Linked DNA regions of Homo sapiens: regions 1, 3, 4 and 5 are each linked to region 2. Evidence: chromatin loops called from intact Hi-C (ENCODE). Cell type or tissue: heart left ventricle. All regions are shown on one strand. Each heading gives the region's core, and the rest is flanking DNA. Links, peaks and the distances in the headings are about the cores only. Region 1 has its middle 5.8 kb from the start of MROH9. Region 2 overlaps KIFAP3 (kinesin associated protein 3). Region 3 overlaps PRRX1 (paired related homeobox 1). Region 4 holds the start of PRRX1 (paired related homeobox 1). Region 5 holds the start of LOC124904455 (a long non-coding RNA gene).

What was found. A loop is a pair of places that touch in the nucleus more often than their neighbours do. Peaks named below come from ENCODE experiments on the same cell type or tissue, not always from the same donor. Only the 100,000 strongest peaks of a DNase experiment are listed, where the experiment ranks them.
Region 1: it touches region 2 in a loop (5-fold over the local background); 41 of 110 quality-filtered maps call a loop at or near these places.
Region 3: it touches region 2 in a loop (3-fold over the local background); 24 of 110 quality-filtered maps call a loop at or near these places.
Region 4: it touches region 2 in a loop (2.6-fold over the local background); 16 of 110 quality-filtered maps call a loop at or near these places.
Region 5: a loop joins it to region 2, with 4 times the contacts of the local background. A loop is called at or near these places in 34 of 110 quality-filtered maps.

The regions. Positions count from the first base shown.
Region 1 is chr1:170,926,727-170,932,752 of GRCh38, reverse strand. No RefSeq gene overlaps it. Among named protein-coding and RNA genes, the nearest start is that of MROH9, 5.8 kb to the left of the region's middle. RefSeq lists an enhancer at 282-471. In heart left ventricle, for the core only: a CTCF peak has its summit at 2,802 (motif pointing right); no DNase peak of the experiment used is centred there; H3K4me3 peaks cover 422 bases; H3K27ac peaks cover 2,353 bases.
Region 2 is chr1:169,926,661-169,932,686 of GRCh38, reverse strand. The region is part of intron 19 of KIFAP3 (kinesin associated protein 3); the gene reads left to right. Among named protein-coding and RNA genes, the nearest start is that of SCYL3, 36 kb to the right of the region's middle. In heart left ventricle, for the core only: a CTCF peak has its summit at 3,584 (motif pointing left); no DNase peak of the experiment used is centred there.
Region 3 is chr1:170,668,745-170,674,770 of GRCh38, reverse strand. All of the region lies in intron 1 of PRRX1 (paired related homeobox 1), which reads right to left. Among named protein-coding and RNA genes, the nearest start is that of PRRX1, 7.6 kb to the right of the region's middle. RefSeq lists an enhancer at 5,777-6,026. In heart left ventricle, for the core only: a CTCF peak has its summit at 3,246 (motif pointing left); a DNase peak (open chromatin) is centred at 3,270; H3K4me3 peaks cover 511 bases; H3K27ac peaks cover 745 bases; H3K27me3 peaks cover 921 bases.
Region 4 is chr1:170,662,025-170,668,050 of GRCh38, reverse strand. PRRX1 (paired related homeobox 1) reads right to left here and starts at 3,920. Exons shown (of 4, transcript NM_022716.4): 1 at 3,592-3,920. The coding sequence starts at 3,832. RefSeq lists enhancers at 1-102, 2,427-3,287, 4,488-5,015. In heart left ventricle, for the core only: a CTCF peak has its summit at 2,961 (motif pointing right); DNase peaks (open chromatin) are centred at 2,230, 3,060 and 3,570; H3K4me3 peaks cover 3,874 bases; H3K27ac peaks cover 3,447 bases; H3K27me3 peaks cover 420 bases.
Region 5 is chr1:170,878,731-170,884,756 of GRCh38, reverse strand. It overlaps LOC124904455 (a long non-coding RNA gene), which reads right to left and starts at 1,829. Exons shown (of 2, transcript XR_007066730.1): 1 at 1,553-1,829. In heart left ventricle, for the core only: a CTCF peak has its summit at 2,646 (motif pointing right); no DNase peak of the experiment used is centred there; H3K4me3 peaks cover 331 bases.

The sequences.
Region 1 (6,026 bases), core at 1,073-5,072, 1.0 Mb before region 2:
GAATGGTTTTGACCAAATTGCTGACAGTGGGGCAGAGATGGCCAGGCTGATGAGGTCTCAGATGGACATGAGGAACTTATTGGGAAGTTTGAACTTGAGAGTGATGATTTAGGGAATTTGGTGCAAGAAATTTCTAAGCAGCAAAACATTTAAGATGTGACCTGGCTGCTTCTAACAATATATGCCCACATGCCTAAGCAAAGAGATGGTCCGAAACTGGAACTTAAAAAGGGAAGCGGAGCATAAAAATTTGCAGCCTGACCATGTGGTGCAAAAGAAAAACCAATTTTCTGGGGAGGAGTTCAAGCCAGCTGCAGAAATTTGCATAAGTAAAGAGAAACCAAATGTTAATAGCCAAGACAATGAGGGAAATGCCATAAAGGTACTTGAGAGAACTTCAGGGCAGTCCCTCCCATTACAGGCTGGAGTCCTAGGAAAGAAGAACGGTCTTAAGGGCCAGGCTTGGGGCCCCACTGCCCTTGGGACACTGCTTCTTGTGTCCCAGCTGTTACAGCTCCCACTGTGGCTAAAACAGCCCCAGGTACATCTCAGGCCACTGTTTCAAAATATGCAAGCCATAAGCCTTGCTGGCTTCCACATGGTGTTAAGCATGCAGGTGCACAGGGGACAAGGGTTAAGGCTTGGGAGCCAATGCCTAGATTTCAGATAACATATGGAAATGCCTGGATGTTCAGGCAGCAGTCTGCTGTGGCAGCACAGCTCTCATGGAGAACCTCTATAGAGCAGGGTGGAGGGAAAATGTGGGGTTGGAGCCTTCACACAGAGTCCTCACTGGGGCACTGCCTAGTGGAGCTGTGAGAAGAGGGCCACTGTCCTCCAGACCTCAGAATGGTAGATCCACCAACAGCTTGTACTGTGCACCTGGAAAAGCTGCAGGCACTCAATACAAACTTGAGAAGGCAGCCACGGGGGCAATACCTTGCAGAACCACAGGGGCGAAGCTGCCCAAGGCCTTGGGAGTCCACCCCTTGCATCATTGTTGTCTGGATTTGAGACATGGAGTCAAAGGAGATTATTCTGGAGCTTTAATATTTAAAGACTGCCCTGCTGGGTTTCAGACTTGCATGGCACCTGTAGCCCCTTCGTGTTGGCCGATCTCTCCCTTTTGGAAAGGGAATATTTCCCTATTGCCTGTACCATCATTGTATCTTGGAAGTTACTAACTTACTGTTTTTCTAACTTGGAAGTTACTAACTTACTGTTTTTGATTTTTCAGGCTCATAGAAGGCACTAGACTTGTCTCAGATGAGACTTTGGACTTTTTAGTTAATGTTGAAATCAGTTAAGACTTTGGAGAACTGTTGAGAAGAGTTGATTGTATTTTGCAGTGTGAGAAGGACATGAGATTTGGGAGGGGCTAAGGGCAGACTGATATGGTTTGGATTTGTGTTCCCACCCAAATCTCATGACAAATTGTAATTCCCAATGTTGGAGGAGGGGTATGGTGGGAGGTGATTGGGTCATTGGGATGGATTTTCCCCCTTGCTGTTCTCATGATAGTGAGTGAGTTCTCATGAGATCTGGTTGTTTGAAAGTGGATAGCACCTTCCCCTTCTCTCTCTTTTCTCTCTCTTCTTCCTGCTCCAGCTATGTAAGATGGGCCTGCTTCCCCTCCTGCCATGAATGAAAGTTTCCTGAGGCCTCTGCAGCCATGCTTTCTGTACAGCAGAAGTCCTTGCCCCACCATTCTAAAAATGCTTTCACTGTTTTGTTTTGATAGAAAAAAAATTTCTAATATTAAACAAATTGTGATCTCTTCATACAATGGAAATAGCAATTAAAATAATGGACTAAGATTGTATATCTAAACATGGATAGCTATAAAAAATTATGAAAAAATTGCAGAATGATATGTATGGTATGACACTTATCATATAATAACACACTGAACTATATTTTTGTTGGGTGCAAAACACTATTTTTGATATGAAGTAAATTTTCTAAAACAATTGGATAGGAGGATAAATACCACATGCATCATAGTGATCGTGAATAAAACTAGAATGAAGAAAAAAATCAGATAAACTTTTTCCATAATATTTTCTTTTTTTATTAAAGAAAATCTCGACGCATGAAAATTTGCTATATTATTTTCTGTGCTTTTCTGAATTTAAAATTTAAGAAGAAAGTCATAATGAATTAGTTCTGTCTGTTCTCTGGGAATTCCTTTGACTCTATCCAATTCAATATTTTATAATCTATGAGTGGAGAGAAAACAAAAGACAAGAGTAAGATAAATAACTGCTGAACCACAATCAAGTCTGTTATATAACGATTTTGAAATGGGTTTCAAATCTGGAATGTGAAATTCTGGTTTTCATTTTGCTTTTAAATAAGCACAAGTTCAAACCAGACAAAAAAATATGAATCATTGGCTTCTTACTATCTAAAAATCTCCACAGTTTTCTCTGCTCTGGCCAGGGAATGAGAACTTTGGACATTGTTTCTCTTCTTTCCCCCTCAGTGTTGGTTTGTAACACCTCCACAGTTTCCAAAGAAGGGAAGGAAACTGCTTTATAATCATAGCCACTTGAAAGAACATAGCACCTCTCTTCCAGAGATTTTTAACATTCCAGCAACGAAGGGCGAGCACAAATATAAATTCCGTTTTACAAGTAAGAAGTGGGACAGTCTGAATTGCCGTGATCCCTAAATCATTTTTCTCACATGACTATTTGACCAGGGTAAAGATGCAAAACAAGCTCAAACCTCACCCCTCTGGCCTGCTAGCCAGAGCTTCCAAGCCTCCTCCGTGTTCTCATTACAACATGAAACCACTAGGTGTCACTCAAGATAAAACTTGCAGGCATCATATTAGAGATTACAACTAGGGGAGCAGAAAGGAAATTCAGTGTTAGTGCGGAATTCAAGGTGTTAACAGAGAAAACTGAAATTTGCACACTTACATGACACAATGGAAAGTGGCCTCTCTCCAGCCTAGTACCCTCAGGAGAAGGTTTCAGATCCTCTGTATCACATCTGTATAGTGTGTGGACTCATTTAGGTTGGAATCAGCTTTCAACAGAAAAATAACTAAATGAGTTCACAAAACTCAAAAGGCATGTTATAGTGATGCCTCTGTCAGTAAAATGGGGTTAAAATTCCAAGCCTTAAGTTTGCTGGCGTCTCTCCTGGGAATTGCGTCTGAAATTTCAGCAGCTGCCCTCAGGGGTTAGTGAGTCAAATAATTCGGATTCTCATATCTCATGAGATATGAGTTTAAAATATCCACTTGTACTATTTCCTATGATTTTTCCCATTGTATGTCTTGTATAAACCACAACTAGCAAATAGTATGAATTTAATAAATATTTTTTCGGTGAATCAAGAGAAAGACACTAAATTTATTTAGTGCCGCTCTATGCCTTATTCTCTATGGCTTTCTTTCATTCTTTTTTTTTTTTTTAATAACTTCAGGAAAAGCCTGAGGGGGGTTATTGTAGCCATCACTTTGTACAAGCAATACTCACAGGATATAATCACAAGTGATTTTTACTTTTATTTCTCCCTATACTTGTAAACGTTATTAAGTAGGAAAGCCTTTGTCCTGTTCCTGGACAAATGTCAGGCACACCTATGACATTTCTGATTTCTTGTTGCTAATAAAAAGCCCTATGGTCACTGTACATAGCAGAATAATCACAATTTAATAATTATAACAGTCCCTTTTTGTATAATAACACAATGTATTTCACTCAAAATTACATTTTCCTTGTCCAAACTAGGCATGGCTGCAGTCAGGCAGCCTCCAGAAGTGGGTGAGGTATGTTTGTCTTCTTTTTCTTATTTGATTCCTCTGCACTCCCTAACTTGGGTTGAAGAGGGTAAGAAAGAAGAGAGATGAGAAAGGCAGTGAAATTTCTTTCTTTGAATGGTGTTTTTGAGATATTCAGATGTCCCTACTAAAATCATTTGACTGCACTTCCCAAGATGCGAGCTAAGCATTTTCTTCTAGCTGGCCATTCTCTTGCAGTTTTTCATATAGTTTTACCTTCTTTAATGAAGATTTATTAACTACTGTGGTGTTTTCTCCTTCTTCTATATTATAGAGTCCCCAGTGTTTAGCTGAGTATATGACTGCTTGGAATAAGCCTCGTGACCATGGCTCATGTGTAAATTCTTGGACGCCTCCTTGCTTTGTTTTCCTTTTCCTCTATCTTTTTTTCTGTTGGCTGCAGCAGACAGACAAAATTGCGGCCTGGATAATGAGGTGGAAGCCCTGTGCTAAGGGCCTTAATGATCATGAAACTGACTTGCCAGCCTTGCTCAACTTTGCTCATCCTTGTCCAAACTTGCTCAGTCTGGACTTCATTCACCTGAGATAAATAAATTTCTAATCTGCTATGTTAAGCTTTTAGCACTTGTAGAAAAACATAAGCCTAACTGATAGAACTATGGAACTATACTAGATTTAATCTTAGTGGAACTTATTTGTGAATAGTCAAAATTAGAAAAATAACCTTTACCGATGCATTCTAATGTTTGATCACCTTACATATAGGAATGACATTGTGTGAAGTTCTGGAAGAGGAGGATACTGAAGTGAAATAAGGGAGGTCCTGAACACAAGAGGTCACTCTCCTCCTCTCCTACTAGAAACATTTACCTGTGTTTCCCCAAGTGTAAGCTAAGAATTTTCTTTCAGCTGGCCATTCTCACTCAGTTCTTCTTAGATTATTATTCTTATATACTTACATACGTATATACTTTTATATTTATACACTTACGTACATGTAGTTACATACATACACTCCGTTTTTCACATACCTCATGCTTTCTGCATAGTAAATTGGATCTATTGCCCATGGCTGATTTCTTCTCTTCCAACGCTTCATAGCTACTGCTTCTTTATTCTCTGGTGGCAAATCTTATTATTTGCTTATTGAACTCCAACAATACATATTGACATAAGAGAAAATAAATGAGTAAATAAATAATGTTGCTATGGTTTTCTCATGCTTAACTTCCTAAAATTCTGTTTCTCTCAGATGAATTTAGGTGTAATGTGATATGACAAGTTGTAATAGGAAATTAGAGTGTTCTTTTTTCCTCCAATAGTCACATTCTGATGTGATTAGAGAAAATTTACCTATGTGACTTCCAGTTTAAAAAATATGCTCCATGAACAAAGGATTCTATGGTCACTGCCTCTTTTTGCAAATTCATATTGAAAATTAGCATACTAAAGTTGCACAGTATCCCTGTGGTAAATAAATGTATTTAACTTTCTTTAACCTAGCATTTTCCAATCTCATTTGATTATGGAAGCCTTTTGTCCTATAGCATCTACTAACGTATATTAGCAGAACACCATGTGTCCTGAGGCGTTAAGATCACAGTGAGCTCCTCTTGCTTTCTGTGGCAATGATCCATGAGGTTGATCACTGACATAATTAAATAATGATGACCTTTCCTAATTTGCAGATGAAAGTCAAACAGAAAGAATATCTTAGTTCAAAATTATACTTTCATTAGTTTTGCTTAAATCTTTGGTGTCATAATTATCTGCTTTACAAAATAAATGAGCAAGTAACAAGCATTATTACTAGAAAAAATTTTAAAAAGAGCAGATCATATTTAGATATACAGCTTATTTTTCCAAAGTAACAGTTTCTATGGCTGTGATTTTACATGATACACATACAGTATTATACATTCTTTAGAAAATTATTTCCAGATCTCATGATAAAATACTTTTTGATGCACTTTCATGGTGAATCTCAAGAGTGTATTGAGGATCTAGAGAGGCAACTCTCTTTGGACTCAATGGTGGGCGCTTGAGGGAGCAGGAAGGCATTGGGGGAGGGCACAGGGCAGGAAGGATGAGGAGAGGGAAATGGGGCATTGCTTTCTATTTATTTGAAGCTGCTAAGATGTCAACATTTTCCAAGCTTATAAACTGCCCCCACAAAAATGTGTGCCCTCTCCTCTCAAGTTCTCCCATTTTTTCTCTTTATTTATTTTTTAATCATGCATCAAAATGGAAAGGACGTGTCTAAGATGAG
Region 2 (6,026 bases), core at 1,105-5,104:
GGTGTTATGTCAGTAGTGTTTTTTATTCATATAAGAGAGACTAGTATTATGTCCGTGGGGGTAGCATGCATGTTAGATGGCTGTATTAACTCTTTGATTTTTGTTCATATGTCAGACTTGTCTGTTTTATAAAGAAAGATGGGGAGTTGATATAGCCCATTTTGTGTAGCACTTGTGATAATTTTATATTCCATTTTTTGAATTTGTTCATTTCAATAGTGCATTATCACTTTAAGATTCTGGTTGGCACTTAAACTACAGTAACTAAAGGTTATTTTTCATATTTTAACCAGTTTAGCCAGAGTTTTTAGTACTAGTATTAACTTTTGAATTATGTTTAAGGTCTTAGACTTTACAGCATGTTTAGTTTATTTTCATTTCTTATTAGTATTTTTCAGTACTTAATAGTCTCTTGCCCCCACCTCCAACAAGAACTTTCCTCTCTGTTCAACATCAGAAACATTTTCCTTTTGGCATGTGCTTTCTAGTTCCCCAAACAGTATAAGCAAATTGGAAAGTTTAGCTGTCATTCTTGGAAGGTTACAGATCACACTAGCAGCCTGAGTAATCCAAGAGGTTTTAAGTATCATAGCATTTAGTTTAAAGTGAAATTTGCTCTGACAGGGCTGGCAGACCAATAGGAAAAAGAAATATTTGTGCTTGGAGAAGTGCATATGTAGAGACCAAAAGTATAACTGATGGCTGGAAGTGATTTCAGTCTAAAAAAACAAATCATTAAGAGAGTGCATAGGGGTAAAATACACAGTTCATATTTTAAAGAGTCTCAAAATGAACCAGCAACTAAGGTTAGCATTACATAGTAATTAGTTGTGGTGTTCAGGCTTTAACTCACTCAGTACCAGACAGTATAGTTAAACTGTCGCTGAAAAAACATTGCTACTTACATGATATTCTCTAGTTTAAACCTATAGCAGTAATTTTTGTACCTTAAAAAACCAAGGTATTATGACAGATTATATAAATGTTGAACCAGTAACAGACAAACAATTATTTAAAGGACGTGCTAATGACTCAGTTTATTGACCTAGGGGTTATTTAAGCCGCTCAGCAAGTTCCCTTAACATTTGGTGGTATGAAATGAAGCATTGCTTGATAGTATAGAACTGCCAATTTCAAGAAGTCCTTGTGCTTAATGGAAGAAATGTAAGTTAAAGATGACTAGATGGCATACCTTCATTAAAATATTGCCAGAAAAAGCCAAAGACCTTTATAGGTTTGAGTAAATATTCATTTCAACTTGATAATCACATCTGACAACTTCCATTAGGTACCTATTAGAGCATTTTTTCTGTTAATAACTACAAATAAGGAAAAATAAAATATATTTTAATGGCTCCAGTTATTTCTTGCACGTCATTTTTCTCTTCAAGAAAGCCTATTATGAGCCAGAGGAATCTAAAATTTATATTTTTTTCCTTGAATATGCAGATAAATAATAATAAAATGGGTCAGACACGGTGGCTTACGCCTGTAATCTCAGCATTTTGGGAGGCTGAGGCAGGCGGATCACCTGAGTTCAGGAGTTCGAGACTAGCCTGGACAACGTGGCAAAACCCCATCTCTACTAAAAATACAAAAATTAGCCAGGCATTGTGGCACGGGCCTGTAATCCCAGCTACTTGGGAGGCTAAGGCAGGAGAGTCACTTGAACCCAGGAGGTGGAGGTTGCAGTGAGCCAGGATTGCACCATTGCGCTCTAGCCTGGGCAAGAAGAGTGAAACTCCACCTCAAAAAAAAAAAAAAAAAAAAAAGAAGTAATAATAAAATGAAAAGGACTTCCAGCAAGATGATAGACTGAGCTAATTTGGAAGGGACCACTCCTATGCAGATAATATGTAAATGGTGGACAAAAATGTAACAGAAATTTATATGACTAAGTTCATAAGAAAGATAGGGAATACCCCAATGACAAAAAAACACCAACCGGAATATTGAACTAGGTACGAGTTATTTGGTAAAGGAAGATGGAACTGAATTCTCTAAATAAAGCCTGGAATTTCAATTTTTTCTCATCAGTTGAAAAGAGGACTAAATGATGTTAATTCACCAGCCCAGAGAAGTGGCCAAAACCTGTCTGTGCTCAAAGACCCTAGGTAGGGGAAGATAGTCACCCATGTGAAAGAGAAGTCACAAGCTTGTTTCATGCACATGAGTGGGTTCAGAATTTACACCGTATACTTAATTCAGGGAACCTTAGTCAAGAAATTGCCATTTAGATTGTTTTAGGACAGCCATCTCAATGAAAACATAAAAAGGACCATCATGAAAGAGAATCATCAGAATGTAATGGAAATCCCATTTTATCAATGTTCAATATGCCATGGAGTTTAAATTTGATAAGCCTTGTTTTAAAGCTTTGTAAAGTACATGACAGTACACGACAAGCGCTCTAACAGCAAGAGTGTTAGGATGCCCAAGAATTAGAGTTAATAGAAGAATCTCAATTAGACTATATAAAATGTAATAAAAAAGTAAATTAATAAAAAGGAATAGAAAACTTAATGCAATGATATAGTATCAAAAAGTACCAAGTATAACATCTCCACATTAAAATATAATCACTAAAATATTACTCTGGAGGCAGGTTAATCAACAGATTGAGATGTATAAGAAAAGTATAACTTGAATGAAATTAGAGGAGAGTCAATGAAATGGAATTTCTTTACCATTTAGAATAAATCAGTGCAACTATTTTACACACGTTCCCTTCATCATTAGTACAAATTAGTTTTTATCTGAAGTATCTCAGTGTAGTAACTAAATTGAAAGGATTTTTCCCCAAGGTGCTGTTTTTCACCCTTAGAACTGACAGATGTCCTTCAAAAAATGTTTTTAATAAACTCCAGATGAGTATTTTAAATACAGCCTCCCACTACTCATATAATTTGCCCTTGATTTTTGAAAAAAAATACTAGTTTGAATTCATTAAGAATAAGATTCTTTAAGATGCTGTAGCCATTTAGTTTTATTGTAATAAAAGGAAAATTTATAATTATGCATATAAAAGATTAAGAATAAAACTAAATGGGAAATGACAACTAAACTTGATATATGCTGGTGAAACTCATTAGAAGACTGCTTAACCATGCTCTTGGATTTTATTTTCTCAACAATACAAAAGTTCAAGTCCAAAGAAATGAGTAATACCTTTGAGCAACTTAAAATATATATTTATTACATATAGATTTATAGAAACAAGATGCCATTAATATTGGTTCAATGAAAAATTTTAGAAGCTATGTTATAGTAATAGCACTTTAACATGCATGCATGTTACATTTTTCAGTGTTCAAGACAATTAGCATCTTTTCTTATAACCTCTTTTCTTATGATCTATTTTCTTAGGCACCCAACATTCACAAAACTTTTTTTGCATGTAACTGATAGGTATTTCTATTTAGCTGTAAATTATTTCATAATCATAAAACTGGACATTAATTATCTGCGACAGCAATGGATGCCACATTCTATGAATGTTAAATGTGCTGAGAAGTTTAAATTTAATAATCCTTGCTTTGAAATTTTGTAGAAGTACCTGATACTCAGTGGTAAGACAAGCTCTCCATCTAGTGGTTGGTCTATAAATGACAAACATTTAGATCTCGATGTAGTAGTACATCATTTTACTAGTGTTAGGTATTGTTTTATACTCGTTATTTCGTTCAACCTGCACATCTCTTCTTATTGTAAGAATTTCAAGGAGAAAATATTCTCTTTTCCAAGAACAGTTCAGCCCTGTAGAAGATAGGGGCAAGCTTCTTCTACAATCTGATTTCATCTCCATGGAATACCACAGCATCTCAGTTATTTGATGAAGCATATCCCCATACTAAGGGGGCAAAATTTGCTCCATTCCAATGAAATATAACCTTTAAAATTTCCAGCCAGTTTTCAAATTCTTCTCCTTTAGTCTCAGTCCCCAACTCGTAAAGGTATAACTTTAATTTTTTTTTTTTTTTTTTTTTTGGAGACAGGGTCTCACTCACTCTGTTGCCCAGGCTGGAGTGCAGTGGCGGTCATGGCTCACTGCAGCCTCAACCTCCTGGGCTCAAGTGATCCTCCTGCTTCAAACCCATGAGTAGCTGGGACCATGGGTGTGCACCACCATGCCTGCATAATTTTCTGTATTTTTGTAGAAATGAGGTTTTGCCATGTCTTGAACTCCTGGGCTCAGGCAACCCGCCTACCTCAGCCTCCCAAAGTGCTGGGATTTTAGGCATAAGCAACAGCATCTGGCCTAAAAAAACTATTTTAAAAGAGAAAAGATGGTCCGGGCACAGTGGCTCACGCCTGTAATCCCAGCACTTTGGGAGGCCAAAATGGGTGGATCATGAGGTCAGGAGTTCAAGACCAGCCTGGCCAAGATGCTGAAACCCAGTCTCTACTAAATATACAAAAATTAGCTGGGTGTGGTGGCACACACCTGTAATCCCAGCTAATTTGGAGGCTGAGGCAGGAGAATTGCTTGAACCTGGGTGGCAGAGGTTGCAGTGAGCCAAGATCACGCCACTGCACTCCAGCCTGGGCAACAGAGCAAGACTCCATCTCAAAGAAAAAAAAAAGAGAAAAGATAACATTGTTGTGAATTGTAGCATATTTGATCATTGTTATTTCTGCCAGTACCCCTCTGTAGGTTCTCATTACTTCACATTTGGACAGCTGTAATAGGTTCTTCAGTGTTCATGATTTTGCCTCTCAACCCCCTTTCCTACTACAATTATCTTCCTAAAACATAGAATTTGGTCATTCTCTTTCTTAGCAACCATTGACAACTCTCCAGTAGCCACCAGTTCTTAGCAGGTTTATGAAAAGCTTCAATATCTAGTCCTAACCTCCCTTTCTAGCCTTATCTCCTGCCATTTGCTTATATCATAAATCTAAAACTTTAACCATAACAAACCATTTGCTCTTCGTCAGCCACTCCTCTCTGTTGCTCAGGCTGCTCCACCATCAGGAATTCTGTCTCTCTTTGCCTGTGAGATCTTACTTGACTTTTAAGACTAATTCATTCATGAATTCATGTAATTTTTGAATGCCCACTCCATGTCAGATACAATACTAGAGCCTAGGGATATAGCAATGGCCAAAACACTCCTTGCCCTCCATGGTGTTTATTTTCTAATGGGAAAGAAATACAATAACAAAATATGTCAGGAGGTAACAGATGCATTAAAATCAAAGTATTTTGTATGAAGACTTTCTAGCTGCCAAGATTGTCCTGTAGCAATTTGTACATGTCTCTAATATACTCTTATATTAAATATTTATCCCCCCTCTTTTCTTCTGTAGCAATTTATACATATGCTACAGTAGGATGACATCAGGTTATTATCAGAATATTTCTTCCATGTTAGGTGCCTCCAATCCTTATAGTCAAGGACTATGTCGTATTTGTTATTGCCTTCCCAGCACCATGTTTTTTCCTTGGCTTCAAAAACTATACTTAACCACATTGTAGGAACTCAATAAATGTTTCTACTATTTGGATAGGTGGATGGATGGGCAAATGGTATATAGAGTCACTATTACAATAGACCTAAATTTCCCATGACAAATCATACTTAAGCTGAAATTACCCTGATGATCAATTAACAATCTACTTAGAAAGATAAACATACTGATTTTGATTCTATAATCAATATATTAGAGAAATTGATAAAAAGAATGAACTATTCCAAAAAATTATGAAGAAGTAATTTCATACAGTTTTATAATATCCTGGAAAGTTTCTTCCTATAACAGCTCATGTTAAATTCTTTCACTTGACAATTCCAAAAGAATTCCAGCCTTCAATATTACCTGATGGATCACAAAGACTGGTTTGTTAAGAAAAATCACTGCTGCCTATTTATAAATATGTAGTCATAAATGATTTTGTCTTGGGAAGAATAGAATTCCTAAAGACAGACTCAGACTAAAAAGATGAAATTTAGCATGGTAGTTATAAGTAAAATTTTGAATGTGTGTGTGTGTGTGTGTGTGTACACACACAACTGTACATATAT
Region 3 (6,026 bases), core at 1,170-5,169, 740 kb before region 2:
AATTTACAAAATTACTTGCAGCTAAAGATTACAAAAACAGAGATGGGGAGGAGGGGAGAAAAAAAAGGATTACAAAAACAGTAGAAGTACTCCGTACAAAAAAAAAAAAATTTGCTTACTGCAGCGGTGTTGTACACTGCAGAATACACCTTTTCCCCAAAAGTCTCTAAATCTTAAAAAAATCTAGATAATCATAAAATATTTAGAAAACAATTGAGCACTACTTGTGGAGCCACTGATTGTTATTTCCCATAGTAAGTCTTGAGAAAAGAGATTTGTGTGGTCTGGAATAAAGTAGTCAGAGAAGGTTTCGCAAGGAGGTGTGATGGGAGCAGAATCTTGGAAGAAAGCATGGGAAGATTTGCAAAAACGAGGCACAGAGCAAGGACACTTCACATCAGAAGTCAGAGAAGCCAAAATGAGACCAGAGCACATGAAAGGAGACTAGAACACAGGGAGTTAGTATACTAGCCTAGCTAGCATACTAGGGAACAATAGGAAAACAGTTACAATCTGTGTGTGTGTGTGTGCGTGCGTGCGCAAGCGCGCACACGTGTGTGTGTGTGACAGAGAGAGAGAGAGAGAGAGGTATCAGGCAGGCTGCTAGAGCAGGGATGGGAAGGTAGACTATCAAGAGTGATTTTTAAAATCAAGATAATTCAATTTTGATGTAAAGAATGAAAAGTGATTGTGAGTTCTAAAGAAAGAACATGACATGATTTTTTACATGTACTTGTAGAAAAATACACTAGCATTTGTCATTTGGAAATTCAACAAATATTCTTTAGGGATCTATTATATCCAGTCTTTGTAACCAACACATTAAGGACAAGCATGGATACAGAGAGTTTCCACAGGCTAGGAGGGTGGTACAGCAGTGCAGGTGAGCCAGGATAGAGACTTAAACAGTAGATGAATTCAAATTATTTTAGAAGGTAAACTTGATAGGATTTGGGGATGGATGGAACAGAAACATAAAGGAAGGAGAGTCAAGGATGAGTCTGAAGTGCATAAGTCTTGCATCCACATGTTACCATATAGGAAAACAGGGAAAGCTGTAGGAGGATCAGACTGGGGAAAGAAAGTTCGTTAGTTCCATGTTTTGTTGATTTTGAGGTCGAAGCACGTTTGTGATATTCAAATGGAAATGTCAAATAAGTGGCTGCAGATATGGATTGCAGCTCCAATGGAGAGTCTTGAAGCTGTAAACTGGGAGTGGTTAGTATATAGATGGTTATTAAAATGGTGGGCCTAGAAGATAACTCCTAGGCAAAAGGTATGAAATGGGAAGGGGAGGGTAAAGTGGCTAGTACTTAGGCTAGATTAGAAAGGTGTTCCACCAAGGATGGAGAGCTCATTCTCTCACTTGGTAAGCATTAACTGAACACAGGCAACAATTTAGCAACTGTCCCAGTAGTATACTACTGCTGGAGTCTAGACCAGTATTTAGGGAAGCAGCACTGGTAGAAAATGGAAAGTCACAATGTACATAATTATTTAATGTTACCTCCCAGTTTGAATTAATGGTGATATGTGAAAATGCCCAGGTATAAAAGTTTACATTGAATACCTACTTCAATGGGAACTTTCAAATTCATATATTTATGAGTTAGCTGAAAATAAAACAGAATGATATCCAGTCCCCAAAACCTAAATCTCCAAGAAGTCTCTAACTTAGCTATTATAAAATGAATTAGCAGAAAAGAAAAATACATAAAGATACCAGGTATATTACATATAATTGAGCTCAGCGGTCCTCTTGTTTTCTGAGGATCCTAGAAAACAGCATTTAGGAGACCTCTGTGGCCTCTAGGTGTCAATTTTCTCTGCAACACAGATTTTCGGCAAACTGCTGAAGCAGAGAGAGTACCAAAGAAAGGGGAGTAGACAAGGACAGGAGCCTGGGGCACTGACTCTCACCACCCTCCCGGCCCAAACCAAATCTAACAATCCCTTTGAAGACTAACACTAAATTTGTGTGGAAAATAACAATGGAAACTTGAGAAAATGTGGTTCTCTGTATATATCTGAAGTGCTGGCTAGGTCTTACACTTTGCCCATATTCAAGCTGATTGAACTTAGCATATCCTGGCTCAAATTTTGATTGAATTGGGCTCCTTGGCCTTTAAGTTGTATATATGAATTCTCTTTGAAAAGATTTGGCATCCCCGATTATATTTAGAGGACTGGGATCACCCATCTGTTTTTATGCTTATTTATAACTACACCACTTTCCAGCACTGTGAGGTCCTTGAAAATATAATGACATGACTGATGATGAGAAATTAAGTGAATGGGGTGAATGTTCTTATTCTCAGACAAACGTTTGTGGGAAAGCAATTTGCCTTACAGTTCTGGCCTTGTGCTCCTGTTTCTAGTGAACACTCCAGCTCAGATTATCTTGGAAAGTATGTATTAACCATCATCTATGCTATGAAGACAAAATATATATTATTCCAGTTTGTTACTCTCACCGTGCCTTGATTTGTTGACCCCCATTGTCAGGGAGTGGTAAGAAGTCGAAAATCCCTAAATTTACAGAAGGGGTTAAAAATTTATCCTCATCTGTCCTGTGAGTCTCTTGAAACTCTTGCCCAAAAATGGAGGATCAGTGGAGGCCAGGAGTCAGATTTGCAGATTGGAAATGGCTTTAGGTACCCAAGTTGCAGGCTCACACAAGATTTGGGGCAGTTATTGTTCTTTCGTGAGGAGGAAAGGTTACCCTGATCCCAGGGCCTAAAACTCTATGGTGCCAGGTTTTCTCTTCTGTCTTAACACTCCAGGCACTGTGAGGGCTTCTGTGGCAGTTTTTCAACATCTCACTAATACCAGCCACTTCTCCATTTCTCAGATCTGCCCTTCTTTCTTTGAAGACCTCAAGTACATATGCAGAAAAGTCCACACAGCTCCATGGGGACAAACCCTCTCCTCCGCCATGGAACCCAGGCGTCAGTCCTAGCACCCACCAATTCCATCCACGGTCATCTGGCCCCACTCCCCTCCTGCCACCCTGGAACCCCGACCACCCTCATTTGAAAGGAGGAGAGGCAGGCAGCCAATGCTCCTGCCAGGTGTCTACATGTTTCCATTAAGATGCATGTGTGTGCACCTTATATTCCTATAGTCCCTGAAGTGTCATCAAACTATTATTTCCCACGTTTTGTTACTGTCTGTCCTGCAGGAACCCAGAAATTTTTGAAGGCAGGATAGGTACCAGCGCAGCCTGGGAGGAGCGCGCCCCCTTTCGGCGAAAGAAGGCAAGGAGGAAAGCGTCTGGCGAGGCTCGCCGCTAATTTACCCGGCGGAAAGCAGCGCCTGGCGTCGCTACAGCAGAGAGGAGAACTGCGAAGATGGGGTGGGGGTGTTTGTTTCTTTGCCGAGGCAGAGACCACACCACTATAACCAAAAATACTGTGGGCTCTGTTTTCAACGTTAAAATTCTTCATTCAGTTAATTACTCTTCCACCCATTCCACAACCTCAAGCCCCAGTAAAGGTGAGATCCAAAAAGAGCCCCCTGTTCCGACTCCTATGTCAACTTTATTACTGCATCCGAGTTTCCGTGTATTCTCTCTCTGCCCGTTAAGAAAGTTTCCAATCACTTCACAGTAACTCGGTGAAAGTAAACAAAATAGGAGTAGAGCCTGCCCTTGCCCTTTCTCATAACTCGGATCTTGGGGATTCAAATTAATACATGAATTTCAGATTTATACCTTTGTAAGAGAGCTGAGCCTGGGCAGACTCAATGATGGTAAAAATAAGCCCCAAAGTTCTCGGGAATTAGAGCTTCTTCATTACGTGGAACAGCTAAGGGACTGGGACATCCAGTACCAGACGAATGTATTCTGGGCATAACTCAGACCCTTATTCCTATATCTGAGAACCGCGGGAACAGAAGAATCCCCAAGATGCTGGTTGTCCTCAGATTCCTCTAACTCACTTGTGCCTCTGATTGATTTATTCTGACATGTTTTCTTTATTTTCTTTCATAAAATTTCCTTAACCAACCACCATTTGTGCCTTAATTCCCCTCCCCTACGCTAACATGGCCCTAAAATCATCTTCCCAGATATATTTTTATCAAGAAAAGTAGTCCCAAGGCAAGTGAAATATGGTATTTTTTTAATCTTAAAGTTAAAAATCGATACCCCATAATTGTCTGGATGAGTACTTCCCTGAGGCTGCCGCATTAAATTAGAAAAATGACAACGACAATCTACTAATATTTAGTCCACAGTGGAGAGGTATTACTCAAGAACATCTACACCTGAAAAACAAACCTGCCAACCCTGAACCACTAATGACTGTTTCTCTGCAATGTATCTCCTAACTTATTGATTTTAGAATAAACAGCATTTGGAGAAAAGGAGGCATGGCAGCCGTTTGCTGACATTATTATTGCTGTTTGAGACTGTTGGGTTTTGAGTGCTTGCCTGCTCACCAAGCCGTTTGATTTTAAAGGAATCCAAATTCTTGTGGATACATAACGCTGACATATGCATCCTCTTTATTAATATATTGCTGTAAACGGAGTTAAAGGACACCCAAACAATGGGAATGGTACTCAAAAAGCATCAAAGTAAAATACAGAATTCGACAAAGGGCTCCCAATAAGATTACAACGGTGTACACTCACAGGCAGTTCTCTAAATGTTTGGACACGGAGAGTTGGCCCCTTATCCAAACATTGCCTGTAATTTTTTATCTGTAGCTATAAGGAATACTTTAAGGGTCCTGTTAATTAAACTTACAAAGGCTTAGATAGAGAATGCGAGCCCCCACGTTTTACATTTTCCTTGAGAGGATACTCTGACCCCCAAAACACTTCTATCACCTGTAGAAAAATAAGCGAAATGCAATCCTTATCTCCTTCTCTACAAACACACTCCCGATTTCAAAAAGTTGTTCCTCGTATAGCTTCTTCTAAAGGGGGGAAAAATACATTCATATTTCCAGAGCTGTTGAAAGTGAGCTCGGCCTTGGAACTGGAGGCGCGCCGGGGGTCGCAATGCAGGCACAGGCACGTACAGACCTTTGCAACAATCCGGTACCTGAGGGCCCTAGTGCTTCCGCCAAGGAGGGTTTTCCAGGAGTTAGGGGTCTGCGATGGTGGTGTGGTAGGCTGATGGATGGAGCGGGAAACAGTGTGTAGGAGAGGGATTGTAAAAGAAACATGCCTTTTAAAATAAAAAATCAGACTGGTCTAGGGATTGTCGTGGTTGAAAATCTACAGTTGTTATTTCTTGGAAAAGGGGCCTGGCTGGGAGAGACATTCAAAGCTGGGTCGGTGGAATAGAAACGCATCACTGCTTCTGAATTTTTTTTTTTTTTTTTTTTTTTTTTTTTGCAGTGGGGAGCCTGAAGGTGACATCTTGTTGGTTTGGAGATGATTTATTCGCTCGTGTTGTAAAATCTAAAATGACACTCCTGGGAAGAGGAAGGAACTATAAGGACCCGTGTGACCCATTGCTGTCTGCCTGAAGCCCTGGCGCTCTGACCTGAGTGCACCGGGGTTAGGTGTCTCAGCCAAAATGCAGGACTGCACGACGTCTAACACATGGGAGAGATGCTCTGAAACATGGGGGTGGGTATTCACTGCATTCCAGAGTTGGGGGATCTGGAGACCCAGTGAGTCCTTCGGACTTCACAGGCCTGTCTCCCCACACTTCAAATTCCAAATCGTCCTTCACCCAAAAGTGGGTAGGAGTCACTGGACTATCAATTTCCCCAAAATTCTAAGAGAAGGAGGTAACCCGGGCCCCTACTTCTGCATGTAAAATAAACCGAAATCACCACCTCTTGGCTGGCCTTGACATTCAGCTCTGGGGACTCAGTGAGGCACTTAATCCTGTATTTCACCTCCTCTAAAGAGAAAAGTTTCCAAGCTACCCTTAAAGCTTTATATTTCATTGGCTCCCCTCTTCAACGAGATAATTGAAGCTCAAATTTAGACTGCCAGTGGGCCCCAGAGTCCCAGGATGGTGCTGCATAAGAAAATTTCTGGCGCCAGGGTTGTTGCAAAAGCTG
Region 4 (6,026 bases), core at 1,048-5,047, 740 kb before region 2:
TCTACAGAGAGGACAGTGTAGTGAATATCAACCAAGGTGGGGGTGGGGACAGAATTGCTGATGGTGAGTGGGGTGGGGAGGGTCTGGGAGAAGCCCTCACTTTAGAGAATACCTACTCCTTCTAACTATATTCGGCCCAGGTTATAGTTAGGAATTTTGCAAAATTAAGAATCTAATATTGAAGGTGTAAGTGGAGTTTGTTTTGCTAATTTCAGCTGAAGAGAAAATTTAGAAAGGACGAGGACTGTTTCTATATAGCTAAAAGAGCCAAAGGCTTCTTTTTAATATTCCCCATCTCTCCGCAGGAGACAATCGTTTCCCACTCGAGTAGACTTCCAGCGGGATACAAAGAGCGCCAGACTCCTGGTTTCATCCCTGAGTCCCTTTGGGGGTGGGGGAGAGTCTGCTCTAGCCATCCTTTCCCGAGACACTCCCCTCTTCCCTGATTCACAGTCTGAGCCTCATTGTCACTGCAGGCTGGAGGCCCAGCTGTCCTGACTTCCAAGTAGCTCACAACAGCTTTCTTGGCAACTCTTGATGGGAGCCCAAAAACTAGGATTGCGGGTTCCCCTGGACGCTTGCTACCATAAGACTCGTCAGGCCCTCCCATTCTCATGCCAGCGGAGAAAAGAGAGGTTGAGAAAAGTGCTTATAAAAGCAACAAACTATTCGTTAGAACGCTACCCTCATCTCTCTAGGAAGCAAGGCCTGGAGTGTGTGTGTGTGTGTGTGTGTGTGTGCGCGCGCGCGCGCGTGTGTGTTTCTCGGCTACTTTCCTAGCTCCAGGTGCCTGTCACTTCGTCCCCATCACCTCACTCTGCCTTCTGCGGCCTCCTCCGGAAGCTGTCTCTTGATCATGCTTCCGCAGAGCATCCTCTTTCTGAGCCTCAGTTTCCTTTCTGGGTCTTCTCCCCACAAGGCCTCTCTAGTCATTGTAACTCTGAGATGAGCCCGAGTATCACGTGGGCGAGTTTCTAGAGTCTTCTCCCCTTCTCCCGGGACATACAGTCCCCAATTCCGCCCGGGATGCTGAGCTTGTCCTCGAGCGCTCCTGAGGACTCCACGTGCTCCACAGGGCCTCTGAGGCGCCAGGCTCAGGTCTCACAGAAGCCTGTCCCCAGTCCAGGGCAGCCTCCCAGCCACCGCGCGTCGCCTCCGAATCTGCTCGGGGGCGCTCCATAGCTAGCTTCCTCTGGCCAGCCCGGCTCCATACCCACTCTAAGGCCACGACGAATCCCGAGCTCCCTTCTTGGGAGTGGCGTCCACTCAGAGCCAAACAACCGGTACAATTTTCATCCCTCTTCCCCTGCAGTATCTGAGGGCCACCACGGCTGGCTTGTTCCCTAGGCTGGCCGAGGCCGCTGGCCTTGGCCCTGGTTTTCTCATCCTCCAGCCTCCTCATAGGGCAAAGCAGCATCTAGTCTCTCCTGCCCCACTCTGGTCTTCTAAGCAGAAGTTTCTTCGTGGTCCTGTTTTCTGTTGTGGGTCCAGCCTCTAGTATCCGAACAGTGGTAAATGTTGCAATTAATAAGTCGTCCTGGCAAAACAGAAACGACTGGACGTGCAGAATTGGTGAAGCTGGGGTCTACACCAAATGCTGTTCTCCCTACTTTTTTTTTTTTTTTTTTTTTTTGAGACGGAGTCTCACTCTGTCATCCAGACTGGAGTGCAGTGGCACTATCTGGGCTCACTGCAACCTCTGCTTCCCGGGTTTAAGCGATTCTCCTGCCTCAGCCTGCTGAGTAACCGGGATTACAGGCGCTCGGCACTACGCCCGGCTAATTTTTGTATTTTTAGGAGAGAGGGGTTTCACCACGTTGGTTAGGCTGGTCTCGAACTCCTGACCTCGTGATCTGCCCGCCTCGGCCTCCCAAAGTGCTAGGATTACAGGCGTGAGCCACCGCGCCTGGACTCTCCCTACATTTTTCGTTTTTCATTTTCCCTGGTAAAACGTTTAAAAACAATCATAGTATTTCTCAGTGCATTTTGTTAGAACTAAGAGTGCCTATGCAAACACTTAAGTAATGCTGCGGGTGCAGCCTCTCAAGCACCCAAACCCTAAAGAGAACGTCTCTGTCTCTGCGCCTAGCCCTTTATGCGGAACTTGAGGACACCTGGTTCTTCATTCCTCAGAGTTGGCCACCTTTCTCTGGTGTCCAGGCCAGACTTCCTCATTCAGTTCCTGTAGCAGTCTGCTAATGCATTGGGTGGATCGGCCCTAGGCCGCTTTTGGCTAAAAACACCCAGGGGCGCCCAGGCCGGAACTAAGGAAGCAGGGTGAAGACCAGGCGTCTTGAGCACACCAGAGGCTCTCTCTGCGGCTTGCTGTAGCGTGGCCCGCGGGGCCACCACTGTGCCCGGACCCTGTTTCCAATTGTTTCTATGTGCAGTTTGATTTGTATGTCTATTCTTTGAGAGTCTGAAATAGGCAACGTTTTGTGAAAATCATAGAATGCTGGAGGGCCCCCCGGTTCCACGATTTCCAAATTTGAAGACAAAAATGGTAACCAGCAACTACTGACATAGAAAGCAACCAGCCTCATTTGAGAACTTACAGCTAAGTTCAGACTCTTGCAACCTCGAGGAGAAGAGGGAGTATCTGTACATATCTGGCCACATGTCACCTGGGATGAACAGGGTGACCGGTCTGTTACAGACTTGGGGGCATGGGGATACAATTGCAGTCTCTTTTTAAGGCACTAGCGAAGCGAGATTTTCATGGGTCGCGAGGTTGGTCGGTGAGGATGGGGAAGGGAAACTGGACTTTTCTGGGCGTTTAAGAGCCAATAGGGAGAGCTCCTCTAAGGTGACACTGGCCTCCGCACTGAAGCTCGCGCCTCCCGGATGCAGCTCGCCTGTGCGGGATCATGCGGGGCTGGATTTCAGGTTTCACCCTTAAAGGACATTCCCTTTGCTTGGCCCGAGTTTTCCCAAGCCAGCCGGGCTTTTGACTCTGCCAGTCTCAAACCCATTTGCGGTAGAGGCAACAGCAGGGGGCAGAGAGCAGCTCCAGCGTCTGGGGCCGGGCGTTCTCTCGGGGCCTCCCGGTCGCGCCCGGCCTTACGGTGCCCGCGTGGAGAGTGCAGCCTGAGCAGCGCCAAGTCCTGCTCCCTGTGCCTGGTGCCCTCCCTCAAGCCGTCATACGCTGCCCGAGAGAAGCCCTTCCAACCCGACTCAGCATCTTTAACCTGCTGCTTTCCCAAACAGCGCTGGCTCTCTGAGTTTGCACCCCGCTAAGACCTTTTCCCAGCCCAGCCCCGCCGCCCCGCGTGCGGGATGAACCGAGCCGGTGCCTAGCCGAAGTAAAGAGAGTCCGCCGCGGACAGAGTCCCTGCCTGAGACCGCAGGGCCTCGGAGTGTCCCCGGACCTTGGAGCCTCTCTCCAGCGTCCTCCTTGGCTATGCCCTCGGCCGAGACCCGCTTTTCTCATCTGGTTTCCCCTGTGACTGGCCCTTCCTTTGAAGTCTGCCATCACCTCTCCTGGTCCCAGGACCTTGTCTTTCTGGCCGCGGACGGGCTCTAGCTGCCCTACACGGGTCCCCGCCCTCTGTCCCGGGCACACACCCCCGTGGGCATGCGCCCCTCACTCACTGTCCTGCTGCGGGGTGTCGCTGCCGCTGGTGAGTCCCGGCGACTCCAGCAGGCTCCGGCCAGCCTCGCCCACGTTCTCATCCGCCTGTGCCGCCACCATGTCCCCGGCTTCCTCCAGGTCTAGCAGGTGACTGACGGAGAAGTTCTTTTTCGCCTGCAGGGTGTCGAGGTTGCCCGGGCTGTCCAAGCGGCCGCCCAGCGCCGGTTGCCGCTCCAGAACGTGCCCGTAGCTGGAGGTCATGGTCTCCCCCACCGATCCCACCCACCCCCCTCTTCCCGCTCGAATCAACACCAAACGCTGTGGGCGCGAGGGGGGAGAGGAGCCGAGTGGGGAAGAAAGAGGGGGGTAGTGGAGAGAGAGAGAGAGAGAGGGAGGAAGAGGGAGGGAAGGAGAGGAAGGCCAAAAAAAAAAAATTGGAAAAGAGGGTGGGGGACCCCCTTCTGTAGAGCAGAGCGTTGTGCACCAGCCGCCTTCCGCAGCATTGGTTGATTTCCTGAGGCCAAGTCCGGCGCGGTCCAAAGAGATAATCCACAGTAAAATACAATATTAAAAAGTCACCCTATGTTCAAGTCAGGAGAAAAAAATCCCTTCCAACTCTCCAAAAGTGTCCACACGCACAGACTAAAAATAATAACAAGGGGGAGAGAGGAAAGCGGAGGCCAGCAGGGCGGGGGAGTTAGGCAAACAGAAGAAGAGAGAAGAAGGGGTGGGAGAGAAGAATCAAAGTGAATGGTTTTTTTAAAGGTTAAAAAAGTTATTCCCAGGCAAGAGTTCAAGCACCAACAGAAGAAGGCTTGTTCCAGCTTTAAAACATCTTCAAGAAAACGTGTTCCCCCCTCTCTGCACTCCTGTGGATTCTCAGGAGTGACTAAAGTTTCAGGAGGAGAGGGTGATGTCTTGCAGATGTATTAGAGAGCAGGATTCTCACTTTACTTTTTGTAAAGAGTAAAAAAAAAAATTAAGAATTAAAAAAAAAAGGCTTCAAGAGTCCGACGGAGGGTGCTGGTGGGTTCCCCCCTTTCCCCTTCTCTCTCTCCCCCTCTTCTTGCTGGGCTCCTTTTTCCTTCTCAGTTGGATCAAGAAGCTCTCTGGCACTTCAAAAGGCACAAACTGGCATGCAGAGGAGGCTTTGTAGGGAATACAAGAAAATTGGAGACCCCTGGGAGGGCAGATCTCGACTTAATAGGAGCCTGTAATTACGTGGCAAAGCCTTTGTGCTGTGCCTGACGTTTCACAGACCCCCTTTCTCCATCACAATCTCCTTCTTCCTCCTTTCCCTGGGACCAAAAAACAGTCTGATTAAGAAAACCCCCTTTGCCAACATCAGAGTTAGAGAGAAAGGGAGAGGGAGGGAACAAGAGAGAGGGAGGGAGAGAGGGAGGGAGGGAGGGAGGAAGGGAGAGAGAGAGAGAGAGAAAGAGAGAAGAGAAATGAGAGAGGGAAGAGAGCAAGAGAGCCCCTTTGGATTTCTAAAGGTCTAATTATCATTCCCCTGCAATAATATCACGGGGAGAAAAGACAAACTGAAACTCACAGTCACTTCAAACGTGCTGATTATTTTGCTTCGGCATTAACTCCTCCAGATTTGTTTAAGATCCTGTTGGAAAATCTCATTTGCATGTTTTGATAACAGCTGTGGGGAAATTTGGAAAAAATCCACCACCATCACAATCAAATTTTCTTCTCCTTCTGCCTTCCCCCAAACCGCCCCCCCCCAAAAAAAAATTTTCTGCTGTTCTAACAGTTTGGGGCGGAGTACAGGGAGAAAGTAAGCATATTAAGGCTATTTTTGGTTCCGTAGAGGGAGCCTATTAAATAATGTAATAAAAATAACAAAAGGGATGATAATAGGAAGTTCTCTCACGCCTCTCGCAAGGACTAAAGGCAGGTTGGGGAGATCCAGAGGGCACCGAGTTTATTTGAGGCTTTCCCCGCCATTAGGCATACCAGGACTAGGGCAATGAGAAAAGTACGTGTTTATTAAACTGGAAGAAAGGACTCCAAATATATATTATAATCTTTCTCCCTACCCCCGCCAATTTTGTAACTTCTACGGTAAGGCCAAAGTTGCTTCCCCAGGCGAGGACGCTAAACCCAGAGGGTCCCGCTGCCCAGATTCCTTGAAGCAGGCAGGAGCACTCCCAGAGGCAGGAGTTGGGGAGGCTTCCGTGCGGTTCTGCGTCCAGCCTGGCTGTGGTGGCAGGAGGACAGAGAGGGGCGGAGGAACCCCCATCTAAGTCTACGGATAATCCTCTGTCGTCCGTCTGCGGAGCCCTAACCTGACAGAAGACAGAGAGGTGCTGAGCAGTTTTTTCATGACCTGTTGGAATTTGGTAACAGCTTTAACAGTCTCATTAGAAATGAGTTACTGTATGACGACTCAGTAAAATATTAAGTGCTTATTTGTGGCGTTTTATGTTCTTTAAACGCGCAC
Region 5 (6,026 bases), core at 873-4,872, 950 kb before region 2:
AATTTGCCTTTGTCTATCTTTTTTCTTCATGGGAAAGTGAAAATTTTGCCATAGCTTTCATATGGGAACCTCAGAAGTAAGCCTGCTTATATTTCTGTCCTGTGCTATCATGCTGGCATGCTGTGACCCTGGACAGCATACTGGACATTGAGTAGTAAGTCCAGGGATACAGAAGGGGAATTCAAAGCCATATTGCACAGCAATGAGGTTCAGCACTGAGAGAATAATCCAAATTCATTATTGAACTATTACTGTGTGCTAGGTCCTCTTCTGGGTGATGGAATTCCACAGAGAACAAAACAGACACAGACCTGCCTTCACGGAGCTTATGTCCTAGTTAAAGGAAAAAGGTTATTTACAGATACACAAGCAAATTGTAGTATATCACATCATCTTAAATACTCTAGAGAAAAATACAGCAGAGTGAGTATGACAAATCCACTCAAGTGTGAAAAGTGTTCAGGGAAGGTCTCTGAGCAGAGCCCAGAAGGAAAGGAAGGGAATGAGCCACATAAATGTTCTAAGGGAAGAACCTTATTGGCACAGAGAATAATAACTATAAATGTCCTTAAGCAAGTGTGCTTGATATATAGTTGAGGAACAGCTAAGCATGGAAGTTAAGGCACAAAGAAAATGAGGTCAGAGGTGATTGAGGGCCAGATCACATAGGACCTTATAAGCTCCAGCAAGGACGGACTTTTCTCTGAGTGAATGGTGAACCATTGGAGGTCATGGAGCAGAGGAGTGACTTAGTCTGACTTGTGTTTTAATAAAATTGCTCTGTTTACTATATACAAAGCCTCTATGTGGACAAAGGTAGAAAAAGAAAACTGAGTCAATGCTTTAATTTCCAGTCTTGGAAATGATAAAGAATATTAATAACAGAGAGATAAAGGAGACATCTGAAAAGTACCATTGTATTGTTGTTGCTGCTGCTTTCAGAGTTGAGAAAACAGGGGAAAATATGTTATTAAATAGGGAAATGGCTAACATTTGGAAATACATTTCTAAACCGTATATATTATAGACACACACATATATATTGACTTCATATACAACACATAACTAAAAAACCCTTGTCCTCTAGCTTTTCCAAAGCTAATGTTTTCTAATTTTAGGTTTTTTAAGGCTTTCCTTCTTATTTTTACTTTTATTAGCTCATTATTTTATATATTTTATGGGAACCCTGTATATTAGTCAGGATGTGCTAGGTTATGCTGCAGCAACAAACAAACCTCACAATCTTGATGGCATACCACAATAAAGGTGTATATCCAATGTGAATCAGTAAACAGACTCTGATCATCTTGGTTACCTAGAGACCAGATTAAGAGACACTCCATTTCAACATTTGGATTCACAATTGCTGAGGTAGGGAAAAGATACATAACAAATTCTATACTGGCTTTTAGATCTTCTGCTCAGAAGTAATGCACACTGTTTTCCTTCACATGTCATTGGTATAAGTCATACAATCATGTCTAACTTCAAATGAGGCAGGAAAATGCAATTGTGTCATGTACCTAGAAGAATAAGAGGTGGAAAAACAAACCTGAATAGTCCTACTGACTCCCACAGTCTGGCTTTTTGTTTCTGATTGGATCTCAGCTATTTCTTGCCCTCATCTTTCCAGTTTGAGTGTCCTCCTGCCAGTCTTCCCTGTTTATCTCAGTTGGAATTTTTATGACCTATAAATTCCCAAATCACTCATGCCACTCATATGACATTGGACATTTCCTTATATTGTAGTTTTTGTACATACACTTAACTGGCATCTGATATTCTGAATGCCCAGCTATCTTTTTCTTTACTCTAGTAGGGTGATCCTTATTGTCAGGAAATTGATCCAAAGAAGTCCTAGAGAAAATATCTCTGCCAAGCAAGATATTTGACCAGCAAGCAATTCCAGATATTCTCTGCTGTCTGAAGCCCAGCAAATTTAACGTCATCATTTGCTTGCTAGCAATGGAAAAGCAATACCATTGAGTGTTTCATCTTTAGACTGAGGCATTGGTAAGTCTCAGGGTACCACCTTGAGCAATACTGATAGACTTCCAACTCTGAGGACACTCTGTCTTAAACAAAAATTGTTTATGTTTTCCGGGTCAGGGACTAATATCCATATGTCATCTCACTATCAGAATATCATCTTTGATTTTTCTTTCTTTATTACATTTCAGAGATTTATGACTATGTAGTACTGACAAGAAGAAGTACAAAACTGCTGCAGCCCCCACAAACAGGGCCCCATCTTTGCTAAGTTGTTAAAACAATTATCTGCTTTATTAAAAGTAATGTCTCATTTTAGTTAAGTGACAGGTGTTACAGATTGCTATTTTTGCTTTCAGCAGCCCCATAAAAGGAGTGTGAAAGAACAATAGAGCAAATGCCAGGATAGATCATGTAATCCTTGGAAGGATTTGGGAGGAAAAAAGTTAGGTTTTAAAATAGAGACTTGTCCATATGCTATGACTAGAAATATGTCTTTTCATTTGCTTTACTACTTAGGAAACTTTTTGCAAGTGATTTTTTCATTTTTCTCTCCTTCTCATACTGCAACCCAATACTTTGCCTCCTAGAGGAGGCATAAACAAATATTTTTCCAATACACAAAAATCATAACAGACTTGCATATTCTACCCAACAGGTGGCATTGCTGTTTTACAAATGGCTCTAGAACGAACACTGCAGCTAAGCCGTCAACGTTGGGTTTGGTTTTTGTTGTCTTTGTTTTCTTTTTAATCCCATCTATTTTTCGTAGAAGAGGGCAGATAGGAGAAGTACAAATATTCTTTTGAGAAGCCCTTTGGCTTTAAGAAGACATATATGGCTAATGAGTCATTTGGGAACATTAGTTCTGTAAGAAACATCTAACTTTTCCTTTTTGATCTCTCTGGATGAGTTGAGAAAGAATGGTTTGTTTTCTCTATTTCTGTCAGTGACCAATTCATACCAGTTGAATTTACAAATTAATTCACTAAATCATTTATGCATTTAGACAGTGGCAGTTGCAGAGTCTGGCTTTCATACTTACTGTACAAGGCTAGAAACATCAGGAGCTACAGAAGAAAAATAAGACCCTATCTTCTCCAAAATTTTTACCCTAATTGAGATAAAACATATATCTACTCCACTACCAATAATCCAGGCAACATGCTCTCATTTGGGGGCACTCATGGTTAAAAATGAAAGCTAATAGTCAGTGAGAAGGTACTGTATGCTAGACACTCTTCCAAGGCTTTATTTGATTCTCACTGCAATCCTATGGAGTAGGTACTATAATTATCCTCATTTTATCATTGAGAAATTTAAGACCTGAGGCCGAGTCATGGCAGAACTGAGATTTAAATCCAGACAGTGTGACTCCAGGTATAATAACAGCTGATACTTACTAAGTATTCATCATAAGCCAAGCAAGTGTTTATGTCCTTTGTACACATTAGGTTAATTAATTTTCATGCTAACATTTTAAACTAGGTATTAACCATTATCATTACATTATTTTCTTATAAGGGTTTAATTGCCTTTCCTAAAAAATATAAATGCATTTATCTCTCAATTCCTTAAAAATAAACTGAGATTTGTGTAAACATATATTGATTAACATCAGACAATGAAATTCCAGAACTCTAGTAATTTACTAAGTGTCATAAAAGTGTGCATTTTTTCCATAAGATACATCAGTTACATTTCAACAAGCATTTTAGTAGAAGTTTAAAAATATTTACTTATAATACTTTATTGCTTCCTCTTTGGAAAAAAAACTATATTTTCGGCTGTGAGAAGAGTTGCCAAATGACTAATTAGCGTCTCTGAAAGTTTGTCCATTTTGTTTCATCAATGTACCACAAAGCCTTTAAAATAGGAAAACATTTATTTAAAGTAAGAAATTACAGGTGCATGCACACACACACACACACACACACACACACAGCCCCCACTCAACTGATTAAAAAATAACAAATATTTTTCTATTCATAAAAAGACAAACAAAAAACATATAAACTTCAATAATTTATACCATTTCTTTGGTTGAAAGCAACCACAGAACGTTTTAGTTAAAAAAAAAATTCCTGAGGAAGGTGGGGTTGAGGAAGAACAGCAAAAAAAGTAAGAGAGAAATTTCGGCATGCTTTGATTTCTAACCATGATATAGATTAGCAAGAACATGAAAATATAATAATCTTATTTAGAATTTTACCGAACCACTTTGACAGCTTATTTCATGAACTTTCAAGTATTTTTCGTCATTGTTGAGGAATGGGATATTCTGGTTAATACTTGCCATGGGTTCTTATTAACTCAATAGAGCCGAGTTTCAGGATTCCTAATTAGACATCTGGCTGCTTTACATGGAAGCTGAAAAGATTTTATTTTTTAAGGGAAGTGACTAAGTGTTGTAAATACACATTTTTAATTTCTGCTAAAATACTAGAAGAAATACTACTGTTTCTCCCTTATTGCAAATTAGAGCTATAATAAATTGCTAGGATTCTGTAGTTTGTCTGAAATTAAATTAGTATCTAAATATTTGCCCAAACCTTAAGTCAGAGTTCAAATGCAAAACTTTTTCTTATAATTCCCATGCCTATTTTCAACGGTTGAGAGGCAATGCCTTCATATTTATTCTTAAAAAAAAAAACACCCAACATAAAGGAGAAAAAACTTTGACATAATTTTAGATTCATACAGGGGAAATCTGTGGCTCCCTACACAGCTGAAGATCTGTTTTTTAGGAGCTTGTGAAGCATCTCCATAAGTTTGATTCCTTCATTTTCTAATCAGAGGGAACACAGCATAGAGTCATCAGTGGGTAACACATATAGAACCCTGCCCTGATGTTTTTCAGCTTTCTTTGTTCTCTGGTAAAACCTTAAAACCAAGTCTAATTTTACTTCAACCACTTATATCTTCCAGAATTTTTTAGATGCTTCCTAGGGAAAATTATCTATTCAAGAGGCAATGTGGGATGAGAAAGGGGATGTTTTGAGGTTTTTCAGACAATGGCTCTCTGAAAAATTAGAAAGGCTGATAGCCCAAATCAACAAGCTGTGGGGATGCAAACCTTCCCCCACTGTGTCAATGGGAGGAGAAAACGTTTACACATTTTCTGGAAGGCACTTGAGTAATTTCTGTCCAAAGAACTTATATACATATACATATATATATATATATGTATATGTATATATATATGTATATATATATCCATGTAATTCTGCAGAATTTATCTTAAGGAAACAAATGAACATGTATAGATATGCATGTGTAAGGATATTCATCACAATGCTCTTATAGTATCTAAGAATTCAAAATAAGCCAGTGTCCATCAATAGGGGATTAATTAAATAAATTATATCTGTCCAAGCAACAGAAAACTACACAACTATTCAAGAGAAGATATTTAGTAGCGTAGAGAATAATCATATTGTTGTTGAGTAACAAAAAGCTGATTACAAATGTCGATGCCTTTTTAGAAGGAAATATGAAGTTAGGTATGTGTGCATAATGAACAGAAATAGCCAAGAAGGCTATATGATAAAATTCTAACCAGAGTTTTGTTTAGATAGGATTACAGATTATTTTATTTTTTCTTATTTAATATACTTTCTGAATACATAAGCATATTTATTTATATATGCATACTTAGAAAAATAAAATAAGGCTATTTTTATGTTATACACACACTCACACACACACGGCAAAACAAAACAAAGCAAAGCAAAATGAGTTCCTTGAGATAATAACCATGACATGATTGCCTAACTTTATAATAAATTGCTTTAACTTCAAATTTATTATTTTTTATTATACTTTAACTTTTAGGGTACATGTGCACAAGGTGCAGGTTTGTTACATATGTATACATGTGCCATGTTGGTGTGCTGCACCCATTAACTTGTCATTTGCATTAGATATATCTCCTAATGCTATCCCTCCCCTGTTCCCCCACCCCACAACAGGCCCCAGTGTGTGATGTTCCCCTTCCTGTGTCCATGTGTTCTCATTGTTCAATTCCCACCTATGAG